Regions from separate parts of the Mus musculus genome. Here region 1 is linked to region 2. The links are chromatin loops, found by intact Hi-C in ENCODE. Cell type or tissue: heart. All regions are shown on one strand. Region 1 overlaps Atp8b2 (ATPase, class I, type 8B, member 2). Region 2 overlaps Il6ra (interleukin 6 receptor, alpha).

Evidence for each region. Hi-C counts contacts between places; a loop is a spot of excess contacts. Peaks named below come from ENCODE experiments on the same cell type or tissue, not always from the same donor. Only the 100,000 strongest peaks of a DNase experiment are listed, where the experiment ranks them.
Region 1: it touches region 2 in a loop (2.1-fold over the local background); 3 of 42 quality-filtered maps call a loop at or near these places.

The regions. Positions count from the first base shown.
Region 1 is chr3:89,941,718-89,944,217 of GRCm38, forward strand. It overlaps Atp8b2 (ATPase, class I, type 8B, member 2), which reads right to left. Exons shown (of 28, transcript NM_001081182.3): 24 at 2,392-2,475; 25 at 1,897-2,142; 26 at 1,613-1,751; 27 at 1-88. Among named protein-coding and RNA genes, the nearest start is that of Atp8b2, 20 kb to the right of the region's middle. In heart, no CTCF peak of the experiment used is centred here; a DNase peak (open chromatin) is centred at 1,374.
Region 2 is chr3:89,879,131-89,881,630 of GRCm38, forward strand. All of the region lies in intron 6 of Il6ra (interleukin 6 receptor, alpha), which reads right to left. The region is part of intron 1 of Gm46811 (a long non-coding RNA gene); the gene reads left to right. Among named protein-coding and RNA genes, the nearest start is that of Gm46811, 8.3 kb to the left of the region's middle. In heart, no CTCF peak of the experiment used is centred here; a DNase peak (open chromatin) is centred at 1,061.

The DNA of each region.
Region 1 (2,500 bases), 63 kb after region 2:
AAGGCAACCACAGGCATGATGCAGACAGCCGTGGTGAGCGCGATGGTGAGCCACACGGTGGGCTGGGCCAGGGTGTTCTGGGCATTCCCTGAAGGACAGGAGTCAGGAAGTTGACAGTGGGGATCTCCTCGCTTCCCCATTGCTATTTCTCATGGTTCCATGTCCTCAAACTCAAACCCCACACACCCTCAACTTCTGTCTGTCTGCCACTCAAATGCTAATCTCCAAATCTGTCTCTGCTCTCCAACTCTCTCCTGAAACCCTAGTCCTGTTTCTTTAACCATCTCAGTCAAGGAATCTCCAGGCTAAAAAGGCCCATGTGATGGACCGTCTCCTCTACCCCAAGCCTGCTGTGTGCCTGCCTTTTCCAGGTAGCGAAGCACTACAGTAGCAGCACTACAGTAGAAGCACTACAGTAACAGCACTACAGTAGAAGCACTACAGCAGAAGCACTACAGTAGAAGCACTACAGTCACAGCACTACAGTAGCAGCACTACAGTAGAAGCACTACAGCAGAAGCACTACAGCAGAAGCACTACAGTCGCAGCACTACAGTAGCAGCACTACAGTAGAAGCACTACAGTAGCACTCGCTAGCCCAGAACTACAGTGCCCCGCTCACTCCTTTCTCTTCTTCAAACTCAATCTAGGCTGCTGGCTGCAGTTTCTAAATATCTAAAGAATTCCAAGAGCCTGTAGTCCGATTCCTGTTGGAGGTCCTAGCCATTCTGTTTTCATGTGCCCTCTACTTTATTATCCAAATACAGTAACGCTGTCCCTTTAAAATGGGAATTGTTTTATGTACTTCCTGCTCAAACCTCCATTGAAACCAAAGCCTTTTGTGCAAGGCAGGCAAGCATTCTGCTGAGTTATATCCCCAAATCCACACCCCTCTTTACACACACACACACACACACACATACATACACACACACACACACACACACACACACACACACACTCCTTTTTGAGACAGGCTCTCATGTAGTTCAGGCTATTCTGAACTTGCTCTGTATCAGAGAAGGACCTTGGTCCTCCTGCCTCCACCTCTCAAGTGCTGGGAGTAGAGGCACTTGTCAGCCTATGTAAAAGAACAAAACAAGTAACAAATGAAAAGAAAACAACCTTTGATGCCATCTGTCTCCTGTCTCTAAGTAAATGAAGACTTCTGGCAAGGAAAAGCAAGGCGCACTTGGTAGCCTTGCATTCAGAGACCTCTCTCTTTCCCCACCGCTTCCCCAGGCCTCCTGCCCCACACTAGCTCGCCAAGAGCCAAGCGGTACCTTCACATTCCAGGCTCTGCTCACTAACAGCAATCTCCTCTGCAGGACTATCCCTGGCCAATTCCACTGGCACCGCTGACCGGGAAACTTGCTATCCCTGACCTCCTTGGAGCTCTGCCATTCCACAGCCAGGCAAGGGCTGTTCTTCCCTCTCAAGGACACATAGACATCCCTTGGCACCAGAGCGTGGGTCACCCACCTCTTCATATGGCCTCGTACCTTGCAAGGTGCCCAGCATGTAAAGTATTGGTAAGTGCTGGCTGTCTACCCTTCGTCCCTAGAACAGATATGAATCATCATTGATTAAGAAGGATGCCACGGGTACTCACCCACAAACCGGAACTGGTTTGGGAACATGTCAAAGAGTCCATTGCTGTGCATGGCAAAGAGGATGGCGAAGTACACTGCAAGGCTGCCCCAGATGAAGAAGTGATTGATGGCTGTCCAATAGCCTGTATCCAGCCCAATCTGCAAAGAGTAGTTATTGAAGGGACGAGTACCCCAAGATCCCACCCCACCACAAGAAACAAAGATGTGATGCTGAGGCACACACACATACACACAACCCCGTCCCCAAGAAAGGCTCCCTCCTTCCTGAGGGATGGCCTCATACCTGCACACTGACCACAATGACCAGCGATGTGGCCACAGTGACTGCAAAGGACTGGTAGTCTGCCAGTTGGGTGCCATCATCCCGAGTGGCCTCCGCAAACACCCCATAGGGGATGAAGAACATGAGCACAGAGGTGTAGATGCCCTGGGCGATGCAGATGAAGAACTCTCGCTTGTTGAATAGGAGGTTCAACTGGCCTGGCTCGTACAGTTTAGGGTACTCCATGCTTCGCTGTTCCGGGACATCCTGTGAGGGGAGGAGCCCAGAAGCTGCCACGGATGCTCTCCAGTCCCCCTTCCTAAAGTCTTGGTAATAGATGCAGGCTTAAGCTAGATTCTCCCAATCTCTCTGTGTTCAGCAACAAAGGGGAGTTACAAGTTCCAGAGCCAAGATGGAAAGGATCCCCCCGGCCCCCCAACTGGAAGTGTCCACTGGCATCGGGGCAGCGTCCCGCACCTGGCATATCAGACAACCTTTCCCTGACCACCCCCATACCTGGTCAAAGACGCCCATGGCTAGGACGGGGAGGGAGGTGTACACGATGTTATACAGGGTGATGAAGTACTGGTCATAAACGGTCTGGAAGAGAACGGGGCAGGAGAGT
Region 2 (2,500 bases):
AACTCTCCAACATTAGGGGACTAGCTATGTCGATTATGATAAAGCCATATTACACAGTGGCCTGGAAAAAAAACAAAACAAAACTGTTTCACATTGCATGATGTGTATCAAAACATTACATGTTCCCACAACTATGCCTGATTATTCTGTATCTACTAAAAATACAAGTTCAGGGAGCGCACCTTTAAGCCCAGAACTTGGGAAATAGAAGTCAGCCTGGTCTTCCTAGAGCATCCCAAGCCAGCCAGAGCTACACAAGGAGATGGTGTCTTGGAAACAAAACAAAAACCAAAAAAGTAAAACTTCAAGTTTTAAGTGGTTACGAACACTGGCTGCTTTTCCAGAAGACCCAGGTTTGATTCTCAGCAACCACATGGTGGCTCCCAACCCTCTGCAACTCCCATGCCTCCTCAGTCCATCCGACCAGCCTCTGCAGGCACTGCATGGACATGGCACACGGCCATAGGTGTAAGCAGGACACCCAGAGACATACAATAAAAATGAAAAAAAAAAATCAATGAAAAAAGATGAGATAAATCTTTTTAAAATAATAAATAAATACTTCAAAATATGGACTTTAGAAAAACTTTGGAGCCGGGCATGGTGGCACATGCCTTTAATCCCAGCACTCTGGAGGCAGAGGCAGGCGGATTTCTGAGTTCGAGGCCAGCCTGGTCTACAAAATGAGTTCTAGGACAACCAGGGCTACACAGAGAAACCCTGTCTCAAAAAAAAAAAAAAAAAAAAAAAGAAAAACTTTGAAGATATACTATAACATATTTTAAAAAAGACATGTTTGATCCAAAGTTTCTAAAACTCGTTTATATTATCATATGTTATATATTGCAATATATATATATATATACACACAGAAAGGGAAAGGCCAGGGTGATACACATTGCAAGATAGGGGCACTCTGAACAGTAATTCCTTGAGTTTGCCTTTTTGCAATAAAATATATGAAGTGACTCGTGCCTGGGATCAGCCAGACACCCTGATAAAAAGGAGTCGGGGACAGCCACTCCCTTCATGGGAACTGCCTTCCACAGAAATCAAACTTGAGGGCAGGCCCAGAATGGGGCCTGAGGGACCAGCTCTGAACCTTGCCAGGCAAGGGATGGAATGACTCAGAATCTCTCGTCATCTCAGCGTTTTTTCCACTAAGAAGTTAAAAATACCACCAAGTATAAGACTTTCAGTGTCCCCAACTCTGGAGAATAACATATCACTAAGGGGCAGAGGACAGGGTGACCTGTTACTGATTGGGAGAGAATTTCCAATGGGCTCCACCACCTCCAGAAGGAGAGACAAGCACACAGCAACCCTGGAGATGTTGAAAGAAGGCCCAGAGAGGGGAAGTAATTTGTCTAAGTTCACAAAGCAAATTAACTCAGACTTGAACTTCTAATTGTGGCTAGGACCCAGCACCTCCTACCTTTGTGCTCCTCCCAACTTAGCATAATGAGCTGAGTTCAACCCACAGAAGGGTGTGTACAGAAGGTTGTACACAGAAGGGTGTGTACAGAAGGGTGTACACAGAAGGGTGTGTACAGAAGGGTGTACACAGGACAACAGAGCATGTGGTTGGCTGCTGCTAGATTCAAAGCTAAAACCAGGAAATGACTGCAGCAGTAAAGAGAAAAATAGGTCCAAGAACTGATGGCCATTCGGCCCAGAGGTTCCCCAGACCCAGACAAGTTCAACATCACATGGAACCTTTTTCAAGTCCTTAAAAACCTTTTTATTGCCCTACAGGTCTCAGAACCCTGGCAGCAAGCCTCATTGAGTCCCACTAGGACTGTGTACATGTGTGAATGGATGGACTGGCTTTGGAAGACAAGGCCTCTCTATAGCCTAGATGGCTTGGAACTTACTATGTAGACCAGCCTGACCTTTGATCTTGAATTCAATTTTTTTTTTAATTTTTTATTTGTTGGGAAAGGGGGTGAGAAAGGGTTTCTCTGTGTACCCTGGATGTCCTCTATAGACCAGGCTGGCCTTGAAATCACAGAATCCATCTGACTCTGTCTCCTGAGTGCTGGAATTAAAGGTGTGTGCCACCACTACCCAGTAAATTCAATTTTCTTAAATACCGGGATTACAAGTGTAAAACACCATGCCAGGCTCCCCACAGGTTCTGTGTGGTGAAAGGGTATTTGTTTTGTTTTGTTTTGTTTTGTTTTGTTTTGTTTTTGGTTGATGTTGTTTGGTTTTGAAACAAAGTCTCACATAATTTTAGTCTCACATAATTTTAGTCTCTCAACTGCCCTGGAACTCACTATATAATTCAGGCTGACCCCGAATTTAGGTTAACTCTCCCACCTTTGTCACCCAGGTGCTGGGATTACCAGCACAGGACACAATGCCCAGTGTTTTTGTCATTGCTGTTTTGATCTTTGAGGCAGGGTCTCATTCTGAAGTGGAGGCCAATCTGGAACTCACAGCAATCCTCCTGTTGTAGCCTCTCAAGTGCTTGATTACAGATGTGAACCATTCCAGT